Regions from separate parts of the Homo sapiens genome. Here regions 1 and 2 are each linked to region 3. The links are chromatin loops, found by intact Hi-C in ENCODE. Cell type or tissue: Caco-2. All regions are shown on one strand. Links, peaks and the distances in the headings refer to the core of each region. The heading gives the core; the rest is flanking DNA. Region 1 overlaps MTPN (myotrophin). Region 2 overlaps MTPN (myotrophin). Region 3 has its middle 22 kb from the start of MTPN.

Evidence for each region. Peaks named below come from ENCODE experiments on the same cell type or tissue, not always from the same donor. Only the 100,000 strongest peaks of a DNase experiment are listed, where the experiment ranks them.
Region 1: it touches region 3 in a loop (3.0-fold over the local background); 4 of 110 quality-filtered maps call a loop at or near these places.
Region 2: it touches region 3 in a loop (4-fold over the local background); 3 of 110 quality-filtered maps call a loop at or near these places.

Annotation. Positions count from the first base shown.
Region 1 is chr7:135,934,952-135,939,281 of GRCh38, forward strand. All of the region lies in intron 3 of MTPN (myotrophin), which reads right to left. Among named protein-coding and RNA genes, the nearest start is that of MTPN, 40 kb to the right of the region's middle. In Caco-2, for the core only: no CTCF peak of the experiment used is centred there; no DNase peak of the experiment used is centred there.
Region 2 is chr7:135,927,841-135,932,170 of GRCh38, forward strand. MTPN (myotrophin) reads right to left here. Exons shown (of 4, transcript NM_145808.4): 4 at 1-2,172. The coding sequence ends at 2,086. Among named protein-coding and RNA genes, the nearest start is that of MTPN, 47 kb to the right of the region's middle. In Caco-2, for the core only: no CTCF peak of the experiment used is centred there; DNase peaks (open chromatin) are centred at 1,661 and 2,111.
Region 3 is chr7:135,997,692-136,002,021 of GRCh38, forward strand. It overlaps a transcript of LOC105375523 not described here. Among named protein-coding and RNA genes, the nearest start is that of MTPN, 22 kb to the left of the region's middle. In Caco-2, for the core only: no CTCF peak of the experiment used is centred there; a DNase peak (open chromatin) is centred at 2,780.

The sequences.
Region 1 (4,330 bases), core at 1,021-3,520, 63 kb before region 3:
TCTGAGGACTGGCTTTCAGACTTACCTACTTTAAGTTCCATAAATACCTTGAATTCAACCTCTCCCAAAATGAATCTGTAATCTTTTCCTATAAACCTTGCTCCTTTTTCAATATTCTCCAACAAGGTGAAGAACACTACCATCTTCCAGAAGATGTGGAGACAGTATGCAGTTCTTGTTTACTTAAGTCTTCAGACCATACTATTAAGATTTCCCATCTGTCCTTGGTTCTCCATTGCTACCATCACTTTTTTAGTTCAGGTATAAACATTTGGATGCAATGATTTCTTTCTTTTTTTTTTTTTGAGATGGAGTCTCGCTCTGTCACCCAGGCTGGAGTGCAGTGGCACAACCTCGGCTCACTGCAACCTCCGCCTCTTGGGTTCAAGCAATTCTCCTGCCTCAGCCTCCCGAGTAGCTGGGATTACAGGTGCATACCACCATGCCTGACTAAATTTTTTTGTATTTTTAGTAGAGATAGGGTTTCACTGTGTTAGCCAGGCTGGCCTCGATCTCCTGACCTTGTGATCCGCCCACCTTAGCGTCCCAAAATGCTGGGATCACAGGCGTGAGCCACTGCGCCCGGCCTTTTTTATTACACAACTCTAATTCAGACTCTACATGTTTGGGTGTTCTTTCTCAAATGCCAGTCTGATCATACTGTTCATATACCTAAAAGCCTTTAATGGCATTCTCACGAAATAGAATAAAGATAAATAACATGACACATAAAGGCATAATCTGTTCACTACCTACCTCTCTAGTCATAGGCCTTGCTAAATCCTTTCTACCTGACTGTGTGGCTACGCCAAACAACGTACTGTACTCTAATACATCATGGTTTCTTTCTTGTCCCTGTGACTTTTCTCATTGTTGCTTCTGCTTGGGATGGTGCCCCAATTCTCTACTGGACTCTTAGACACTAAGTTTCTAAGGTTCAGCTCAAGTGTCAACTGCTTTATGAAATTACAATTGTGGTACCTGGAGCTGTAATGACATTCTTATTCATAACACACTATCCCCTTAACTTCCAAGACCACAATTGCCCTCTTCTTCCTTCGGGTCTTTACACATTGCATATAACTCTTGTCACAGCAACCACAATGCTTCAAGGCACTGATTGTTTTACATATTTGTCTCCTTTTACCAGACTAACTATGTTGAGGGCAGGAACAAGGCTTATTAGTCTTTGCGATCCCAAGGCCTTGCACAGGCCCAATAAGAGGTAATCAATACATGTTTATTGATACAGGCCGGGCACAGTGGCTCACGCCTGTAATGTCAACACTTTGGGAGGCCAGGGTGGGCAGATCACCTGAGGTCAGGAGTTCAAGACCAGCCTGGTCAACATGGCGAAACCCCGTCTGTACTAAAAATGCAAAAATTAGCCAGGCATGGTGGCAGGCACCTGTAATCCCAGCTACTGGGGAGGCTGAGGCAGAAGAATCGCTTGAACCCAGGAGGCGGAGGTTGCAGTGAGCCTAGATTGTGCCACTGCACTCCAGCCTGGGTGACAGAGTGAGACTCCGTCTCAAACAAACAAAAAAAACGGATACAAATAGGAACTAAAAATATAAGGAACTTGATAAAATAATTATAGTATTAAATTGGCAGATTTAAAGACAGACTGCTGTGAATATATCAACAAAGCATTTCCATTGTGAACAGGCTGCCTGCCTACTAGCACACTATATAACATACCCACTTATTTTCAGGTAATTGCAACATAGAAGTCCCTTTATTGCTGACATCTGATTACAATCAGAACTAGGTTCATTTGCCTACAGCATGATTCTGCTGATTTTTCTGAAGTTTTCTGGAGGAGAAAAAGGTTGCTATGGCCAAGTTAAAGTGACCCAAACAGACAGGCTGTTTGTCATTCTAGGGAGTAAACGTTTTTAAGGCATTGCAAGTAATTTATTGATCTTCAAATGCCACACTTGTAGATAATCAAGTATTATTTGATAGTGTGAGGTCAAACATGCAGAATGTTTAAAAAAACTTCAAGTCATGCTATCTCCACCCATAAATAATTTACAATCTAGCTGGAAAGATAAGATATACCCACATGAAACAACAAGAACATATCTTTACCTGCTTGTCACCTTTATCTACTTCTTACTTCAGACAGCCTAATTCCCCTGTATATTATCAGTTCTTAGCATGTAAAAATAGGCCAAGAAAACTGGATTAGTAACATTTTAAGGATGAAACTCTCAAACTCCTCAGAGGTTATCTGACATTATCTTGACAAGAGGCTTTTGTCAAGGTTTTGAAGATGCTGATTATAGTTATACTGATAAATTGACAGAATAACAAGCAGCTTTGTTTCCATGCAAAATTTAAAAAATTTACAAATAAAATCAGGCAAAAAATTAGCACTTCTATATATATATAGATCTCCAAGTGCTAACTGGATACACACACACACACACACACACACACACACAAAACCTCTCTCTCTCTCTTGAACCAAATATAAATACAGTCAACTACATATATAGTCATCCCTCTGTGTGTGAGGGGGATTGGTTCCTAACTCCCTCTTGGATACCCAAATCCCTTATATAAAATGGCTTAGGATTTGCATATAACATACACACTTTATATACTTTTGTATACTTTAAATTATCTATAGATTACTTATAATACCTAATACAACGTAAACACTATATAAATACACTTGACCCTTGAACGACATGGGTTTGAACTGTGCAGGTCCAATTATAAGCAGATATTTTTCAATAAAAGTTACATGGAGTGTGCCTGCCTCTCCTGTCCCTCCTTCCACCTCTTCCTCCTCTGAGACAGCAAGACCAACCCCCAATTCCTCCTCCTCAAGCTACTTGAAGCAAAGAAAATGAGGATAAAGGTCTTTATGGTAACCTACTTCCACTTAATGAATAGTAAATGTAGTTTGTCTTTGTAATGATTTTCTTAATAGTCTTTTCTCCAGCTTACTTTACTGTAACAATGAAGTATATAACTCATACAAAAAATATGTGTTGACTGTCTGTTTATGTCATCTATATGCTTCCGGTGAACAGTAAGCTATTAGTTTTTTGGGAGTCAAAAATTCTATGTGGATTTTTGACTGTGCAGGGGTTGGCAACCCTAAACCCCTGCATTGTTCAAGGGTCACCCAGTTGTTATACTGTATTGCTTTTTAATTTATATTATTTGTAATTATTGTGCTATTATTTTTCTGAATCTATTTTTGATCTGTGGTTGAATCCATGGATGCAAAACCTATGGCTATGGAGGGCAAACTGTGTGTTATCTCTACATATGCATATGGATTTACCTATCTACATATACACACAGATAAACACACACACATACCCTTCCCCCTTGGAATATAACCAATTACTTCAGAAAATTTTCTTTAGCAACCATGGTTTTGAATGGTCAATTCACTTTGGAAAGAAAGCAATTTAGAATCAAATACAAAACAAATATCTGAAAGGACTAAGACTGCAGTTGAGGATTAAAGTCAATTCAAGGAATATTTGCAATGTTTCTAGTTTAACATTTTATGACAGACACTTATCAGGTCAGGATTCTAGCAACCTTATGTTGATTTGAACTGACAGGAAGTGAATATAAAACTTTAAAAAACCATTGAAACAGCTTTACAGAGTTCAAGCTCTTCATCATTCCATAGAAGCATGCTGGTGTCCTCACTCAGAAATTTTTATTTCAAACACAGACCTTCTCAGTCAAAATTAAATCAGAAACAGAAAACAGAAAGGAGAGAAGGCCTACTGAAGACGGTCACACTAACAACAGTAACATCTGACAAGAGCTTGACATGACTATAGTAAGAAAGAAACCAAGACTGAGCCCGGCTAAAGCTTAGCTAGTGTAAGGACAATTAACCAAAACTTCAACAGACCCCCGAGGGTTGGATGCTGGTAAGGCTTCAAGGAAATCATCATGTCTTGTTACTCTGCTTAAGAGAAAAGTATATAATACCCTTAAGAAATTTTCTATCCAAAATAGTTATTTTTTACCCTTATAAAGGCTTTTTTTCCCCCCACAGTACTTGTTACTACCTGAAATTAAGTTACATTTATTGGTATACCTGTTTACTCTGCCTTCCCTCTAGAAAATGAGGTGTTACTCTGCCTTCCCTCTAGAAAATGAGGTGTCCAAGAGCGGAGGATCTGTTTACCTTGTTAACTCCTATATCCCCAGTATTTAAATGAATACAGTGTGTACTTCCTTTTGATATTAAATGTCTCATGAAGACTTCGAAAAACGTAAAGCATCAAAGACATTCTTTATTCTTTCCCTGGAACCACCCAATTACCTCTCATTCAATTGTTAG
Region 2 (4,330 bases), core at 774-3,273, 70 kb before region 3:
ATACCATGAATGTAGAAAGCAGACCAGGTTTAGGAATGATAGGACAATGCACTCTCTGCAATAGCCAACTACAACAAAACACTTTGAAAGTAAAGGTGAAAATTATATAAAGGGAAAAATTCAAGCCTTTAAATAGCATTATGTCAAGAGGTGAAAACAAAGGTATCAAAACACCCTGTTGCACTACGTTGATAGTTATAGACTGATAGAGTGCCCTCCATTTTCAATGAGGATGTCTCCATATTTTAGTTCAGTGATGTAATAAAGTACTGATTACTGATTTTTAACCCAACTCTTAATAGGCTGCATTAAGACAGCAAAATTAGCCAAATACAACAAAGTATTTAAACCACTACTTTGTGATTGTTTTCTTGGATGTAGGAAAATTACAGGGTTAGGCTAGTTGTAAGTGAAAAAGCCACAGGATTAAAAAAAGGACTCATGGGGAAAAATACACACACACACCCACACACACCTATACACCCACACACCCACATGCCAACCAACCAACCAACCAGCAACTGATCAGTAAAACTTGTTATTAACCAGGGTGACTGTTCTTGATAATAGATTAACCCTGCTGTAGAATGCTATGTTGCCTTTAAAAACCAATTCAATTATTATCCACAATCTGAGTATCAGTCCCTAACCCACCCTCCCCTAAAAATTTGAGGTACATTCAATTATTGCATGACTTGGTCTTAATATTTTTAGCAAGCTTATATGGATGGCAAGTCAAAGGAATCTTAATATTTTAAATGTAAGATATAAAATTTAAGCTTATATATTTTAATTAGCTGTACTGCTCATGAAATAAATATTTGGAAATATGTGTAAATATTTTCTGCAGGTCATAAGAACACCATTTTAGGGCACTGTATTCCAAGAACAGAGAATACATTTTGAAGTTGTCACACTTTATGTAATGCATGATTTATAAAAGCAACAAAAATATATTATGCAGGTGGGTTGGCATATGTTCAGCAGAAGCCTATCAACAACTCTGGGAAACCTGGTTACAAGTGTATTTTTGAAGGGATGGGGCTAAATTTGTCCAAACAGTAAATCTCACCCCAGTGATAGCTTTGGTGCAGTAAGTAATCAGCCTCCAAGATGGGTCTGAGAGAGGCATTTCAAAGAATGTTCCTTAATTCTCAACACATAACCAAGGTCAATCCATTCAAACAGCAAATAAAGAAAATCCATAGGTACTAAGATAACTGTTCTCTCTTCATATGATACTAACAGGCTTATGGCTATGATTCTATTTTTAAATCCCCTTTTACTACCAGCAGGAGTTTGAAAGTGTTTCAATGCTATATAAATGTATGAATCTAGAGGAGAAAAAAATATGCATACTGGAATGGTTTCTCCTTTAGACTTCCAAAACTTAAGATTTTATAAATAAAACTAGTCAGTTTTATCTAAAGAGACATGAAATCCATGTGAAAGGGGAGAGAAAATCCAAAGTTCAGTCATCCAGCAATTTAGGAGTGTGCCCCTCCTCACCTTAACTAAGCTTTCACATAAAGCTTAAAGTCACCGAGGAAAGATTTGGTCACCAACCTTATAGGCAGCGCTCTTAACTATGCCAGGAAATCCCCAGTAGAGTGCATTCTTAAGGCAGAAGGCTAGAGCTAATTGCTTATCTCAGCACCCTAAGTTTACATCACAGCAGCCACTACTGCTCAGACAGTTAGGGCTACCAAATATGTAGAGTTGGCCTTTGTAGAATCAGACCTTCAACACAATCTAATAAATTAGCTAGGGAGCTGAAAAGGTCAAATGTTACTGGTGTATTTTGTCTTTGCTCTCCCTTGGGTATAAGGTGTATATTTTATTAGAAAGGGAAGAGGCTTACTTGATCAGGAATCCCAGTAAAAGCCTGATCATGGTTCCTTTTGCCCCTCCTCCAAAACAATTTTTTTTTTCTGGTAGTCGGATTTGTTATGAATTTCTCTCTCCCCTCACCCCTCTTAAAGTATTTAGCTGAAGAAGCTGGCAGATAGAGAGTGACAGACAGACAGGCAGCAGTGTGAGGCCACAGGAGAGTCATTCTTCCGGAGTTATCAGTCCATCCATCCATCACTGGAGAAGAGCTTTGATTGCCTGGTTGTCAGTGGCTTCAAAGGCGGTCAGTCCATCTGGGCCTTTCACAGTCTTATCAGCACCCTGGAAAAGAGAGGAAAGGGCTCATTAAATGAGCCCACAACTGGGGGAAGGGAATGTAAGACTAGCTCACATGGCACAGGTTAATGTTTACATCAAGAATTAAAAATTCCTTTACTAGTGGAGTCTATTCTACTGCAGAAAAACAAACAAGTTGGCAACATTATGGATTAATTATAAAAATGCCACATTATTTTTCAGGCACTAAGAATTGTAACCCAGGCAATCACTGGCTTTTATTTATACTATCATGGATGAGATGATTAGGAAGAGCACGTTGAGCAAGTTAGATATATTTATCTAATTAGGCTTTAAAAATAATATCCCTATGTGCAGTATGAAACGGGGAAAAAGTAAATCACTTTGCTAAAGTATTCCTGTGACAAATTATTTTTTTCTTATTTGAAACACTTTTTGTAGAGTGCATTCAGTATTATATACATCAAGAACAAATACTGTATTCGTCATTTTACTTGTAAAAACTTCGCAGTAAATGCCTGAGATGCGGACTATAAGAAGGTTCCCTGCGATATTGTAGGGAAATATTCAGTGCAGACACCAGACTGCTCTGAACGCTTAACTTGGAGAGTGCTGCCTTGGAACATTTTATCTGCAACGCGGCATTCTGGTTTTGAGAGTGTGTATGTGCCCTTTTGTGCCTGTATGTTGTTTCATCTGTCTACCCTTTCTGGATGAAAGCTCCATGGGAGCAGTAATTCACCACTGTACTCCAGCACTTGGAAAAGTGCCTAGGTGCATGGTAGGTTAATCTGCTCCCAAACCAGGTCTGATTCTTAACTCCCAGAGACAACATCCTACCATCTGAGGGTTCTGTTTACCAGCTCTAGCTCCAGCCAGTATTTATTCACCACACATTCTCTAGAGTCCTGACCCACTCCCCTTGCCAAATCTCACACATTCTTCTGCTTGTTCCTGACACCTACAGAATTGTTTAAACTTGGCACATATGGTCCTTTAGAGGCTAACGCTGGTCAGCTTTACCAGTCTCTTCTCCAGTTAACCGCTCCATGCTCTAATCCTACAGAATTTCTCACCAGTTCCTGCTGTGTTTCATGCCTTTATCCATGCGGGCTCTAGATGGGATGCCTTATCCTCTTCTCTGGCAAATCCACCCATTCACTCAACAAATATTTACTGAATGTTTAATATGCGCATACTGTGTAAAGGACTGGAGAATCAAAGAAAAATAAGACAAGAGTCTGCCAGTCTGGCTGGTATGAGAGTCAGACAACTCAGCCAACACAACACTATGGGAAGAGAACAGTAACAGGGATGAGTGGCCCATAATCAGAACAGGATGTGGCAGGAGGGCGTTTTAAGGGAGAAAGTCTTCCGGGATGAGGTAAAATGCCTGAGCTGAGTCTTGACAAGGAAGTACAGGCTGATTAGGTAAACCAGGGAGGAGATGACATTTTAGGAAGTGTTAAATGATCACAAAGTCCTCCTCAGTATTATTATAAAAGTCTCTATTTCCTCATTTTCTAAATGAATTTAACTGCTTCATGGAAGACATGGAATTCAGGGTCAAGTGGGAGAGACGTCAGTGCGTGAGAACTTCAGTGCTGTGAGTCCCGCCACAATGGTTAAGGGATAACTGTATTCAAAAAAGTTATTTCTTATTCATTTTGATGGCTACTTTTATGACTAGCATTATCAACTATAATTCTGCATTAACAGTTACATATTATAGTGAACTTCTGTTGCTTTTTAGCTCTCAGAGTTTATTTCCCTCCATTTGATGGCAGCACCCTAATTTCATCTTGGGGAATCATTTGTCCCCTCTTGCTTTTTAAAATTTTAATTCTTAATTATTATGGGTACATAACAGTTATATATATAGATGGGGTATGTGATGTTTTGATACAGGCATACAATATGTAATGATCAAATCAGGGCCCTTATCATTTCTTTGTGTTAGAACATTCTAATTCTGCTCTTTTACTTATTTTAAATTACACAGTAAATTGTTAACAAATGTGAACAGTAAGTTGTTCACAACAGTTAACAATTTACTGTAGCCCTGTTGTGCTACCAAATACTAGATCATATTCATTGTAACTGTATTTCTGTTCCCCTTAACCATTCCCAGGGTCCTCTATAGTCCTGGGATTATAAAACCGAGATGCTTATTTTCCTCACC
Region 3 (4,330 bases), core at 1,219-3,718:
CATTAAAGTCCCCAGTTTCAATGCACATAATTGAATAAATATGTTTCAGAATTTTCAGAACAGGAGATCTGGGTGTGGCTTCATCTTCCACAGTCCACGTTTGAGGATGAGATCAGAAAGAATCTTGCTTTAATGACCTGGCAGCCAGAAAATATGTCACTAGGCCAGAAGTTGAGGAGGAAGAGTTATGGAGTGAGAAAGGAAAACTGGAAATGCCTATGAAAGTCATTGTATTCCTATCAGAGTGCTCAAACTCCAAAGTATTGACATTTTGGGTCAGATAATATTTTGTGGGGAGCTGTCCTGTGCATTACAGGGTGTTGAGCACCGTCCCTCGCTTCTACCCACTAAGTGCCAGTAACATTGTACCTCCTCATCCCCAGTTGCATCAGCCAGAAATGTCTCCAGGCATTGCCAAATGTCCCTCAAGGTACAAAACCAACCCTGGTTGAGAACCATTGATTAAGATGAATCAGACTGAATTGAGTAACCAAGACTGTATGCTTCAACTTTACCTACTGCACATGGATTGCACATGGAATTTTCTTCCCCCTCACAGTGTTGTAAAGTATTTTTTAAAGCAATGAGATAAACTTACCAAATGTATGCTTATTGGACAACTTTCTACAGATGGATATCATTAGGGAAAATAAGAAAGGCCATTATGGTCTTAAGGAAAAAAGACTTTGGGGAAAAATTCCAAATTCTTGAGACACTGGAGTAGAATATTATCCAAGGCAGAAACTTTCTGAGTCTCCTGCTTTTACATCAAATGAGGCTGTTGGTAGGCATGTAAAATGGTGTAATCTTTTTGGAAGTCCATTTGGCCTTGACTCTGCTGTCAGAGGCTCCTTCTCTAATGTATGGAAGAGCCTCTACTTCATATCAGTCTCACTGGTACCAATCACAAAAGCTCAGAACCACTCATTCCAAAGTTTCTGTTGAGAGAAACTCTCATAACTGTCCCCTAGAAAAATAAAATAAAAATACCACAAGCAATAAGATTTTGAACCTCTTCTAAGGAGGTCGTGAATAGAGACAACTTAATTTTTAAAGGGCAAGAGGCTTGTAGTATTACAGCTTCCAAGTGTGGAAAGGGCACAAGGCTTAATGGAGAAATATAATATGCAATTAATGATTTGCTGGTGAAGGAATCCATCATTGTAAAAATAAGGACACCAAATAAATAAACCAAACAACTAGTATCTTGACCATTGTTTTATCCCAGCTTCAAAACTACCATGTAGACCTAGAAAGGAATATAATGAGAGATATAAATCCTTGCCTTGAGAGAACTTATCTGCAGGAACTTATTGAATTTTTAATATGTGGATTAAAAAATCATGTTCAACAAGGAGAAATCATTAATGGCTATTCTAGTGGACATTTGCTTTTAAAATTATTTTGGCTGTCCAGCGTGGGAATGCTCATCTTATGTTTTGGAAATTACCCTTCCAATGAGTCTTGGAAGGAGGCAGACTTGCCTGTAACCATAGAAGAAGAAAATGCCAAATACCAGCTCTTCAGGCATATCTCTGAGACCTAGCCTTCATCAATGTGATGGAGCAGGCTGAGAAACCAGCAGTGTTCTTACAGCCTACCAGTGATGTGCGCGCTGGAAGAATCACATTCTGTAGGAGCAGCAGCTGGAGGAGGACTGAGTTCCTTAGGGTAGCTGGCCATGTGCAGCATCTGGGACTAGGGGCGTTGGCAGACCAAGGGGACAGAGGGTTCTACCTTGTGATTTTGGGTGTTGTTATCAGCTGCACAACTCCCTGTCCATTTTCCAGTTCTTTCAGTGATTCTGGGAGTCACCCACTATGTTTTTAATAGATTCCATTTTCTGCTTAACTCAGCTGGAGTTGATTTTTTCTTGCCTGCAACTAAGAACCCAGAGTGATACAATCATTAGCTTGTAAGAATTACATTAACAGCCTTAGAAGTGGAAAATTTGTTTTCCAAAAAAAAATTCGGTTATTATAGTAGTGATAACAATAATAATAGCTAACATTTCTTAAGTATGTACTCTGTGCCAGGTGCTGTTCTATAAAATGTTCACCTATTAACTCATTAAATCCTGACAATAATCCTATAAGCAAACTGAGACACAAAGGAGTTCAAGTACACAAATGGTAAAAATGCAGACTTAGGCTTTGAATCTGAGCATTTTGACTTCAGGGCCCATACTTTTTTTTTTTTTTTGAGGTGGGGTCTCTCTCTCTGTTGCCTACACTGGATTGCAGTGGCGTGATCCTAGCTCACTGTAGCCTTGAACTCCTAGGCTCAAGTGATCCTCCCACCTCAGCCTCCTGAGTAGCTAGATAGGACTACAGGTATGAGCCATCATGCCTGGCTATTTTTTTCTATATTTTATTTTTTTTATTTTTAGAGATGAAGTCTTGCTATGTTGCCCAGGCTTGTTCATGCTCTTAACAGTTATCAAGTAAGAATCTGTCTACTTTGCTAAGAAACTTCCTTTTCCATAGCTTTAATATTTTTTTCAGATTTCATTAGGGAAAGAATCTCTATTTCTTCTTTGATAATTTCTAACACAAGACTTTATCTTTCACAGTGAGGAAAAAGGGGCTACACTGGCATAACTCAGCCAGAGTAGAGTAGGGTCTTCATCCTTTCACTCATTCATCCACTCAGCAAATATGTAATAGCTGCCTGGGGTAGGCAGACGCCAGTGATATTTGCCTTCATCCTTTCACTCATTCATCCACTCAGCAAATATGTAATAGCTGCCTGGGGTAGGCAGACGCCAGTGATCTTTGCCTTCTGGTGTTTATGTTGTTGCATCATCCTCTCTCCTTGAGTGTGTGCTGGCCTAGTGACTTGTTTCTAACCAGTAGAATGCAGCAAAGGTGATGAGATATTACTTCTATGATAGTTTACATAAGATTGTAACTCCTCTCTTGCTGTTTCCTTCTTGGCTTGCACACATTGATAAAGCAAGCTGCCACAAAATGAGCTGCTATGTTGGGGTGGCAAAGGACTGGTGGCAGCTTTCAGCCAACAGCCAGCTGGGTGCTGAGGATCTCCTTCCAATAGCCCTTGAAGAACTGACCTCAGCCAACAACCATGTGAGCTTGGAAGCAGATCCTTTCCCAGTTGAGCTTTCAGATGAGATCCCAGCCCTGGCCAATACCTTGATTGCTGATCTGTAAGAGACACTGAAGCAGAGCACATGCCCAGCTAAGCCATGCCCAGGGCTCCCGACCTCACAGAAACTGTGAGATAAGAATTGTGTGGTGTTTTAAGCTGCTACATTTATAGTAATTTGTTATGCAGAAATACATAATGTATGTAGTACTTTTTTGTGTGTGTGGCAGTTTTTCTAGATAGACCAGGTCCCTGACCTCATGGAACTTTTGAAAGAAATGAACATGATAACTTCAGGTAGTTATTAGAGCTTTGAGGAGAATAAAACATGGTGATGCTATAGAGCTATTCTCTCTAATGGGGTAGGCCCTACCCATACACAGGGCTATTTAAATTAAAATGAAATAAAATTAGAAATTCAGTTTCTCAGCCACAGTTACTTGGTTTTAAGAACTCAGTAGCCACATGTGCCTGGCTGGTGGCTACTGCATGGAATAGCACTTGAGAACATTTCCATCATCACAGGAAGTTCTACCATGCAGAGCTATTGCAGAGAATGACTTGAGGAATGAGTGGCTTCTCTAAAATGAGAAGCCAGGGGCCAGGTGCAGTGGCTCACACCTGTAATCCAGACACTTTGAGAGGCTGAGGAGAGTGGATCACTTGAGATCAGGGGTTTGAGACCAGCCTGGTCAACATGGTGAAACGCTGTCTCTACTAAAAATACAAAAATTATCTAGGTGTGGTGATGGGCACCTATAATCCCAGCTACTTGGGAGGCTGAGGCAGGAGAATCACTTGAACCTGGGAGGTGGAGGTTGCAGTGAGCTGAGATCTCACCAGTGCACTCCAGCCTGGGTGACAGAGTGAGACTCTGTCTCAAAAAAATTTAAAAAAGATGAAAAAAAAATGAGAAGGTAGGGAAGGCTTCTCTGAAGGGGAATTATTTGAGGCAAGACCTAAACGATAAGAAAAAGCCAGACTTTCCAAGCACAGCTGCATTGTAAATTAAAAATAAATAAAATAAAGAAAAAGTCAGACCTGCAAAGATCTGGAGACGGGATGTGCTTGGCAGAGGGAACAAGATGCATGAAGATGTACGGCAAAAACCCTCAGGGTGTATTTGAAGACAGTATGGTTGGAACTTAGGTGACACAGGAGAAGAGGAATAGCAGTGATGCAGGAATGGGAAGCTAAGGGGCCAGGTGGTGTAGGTTCTTGGGTC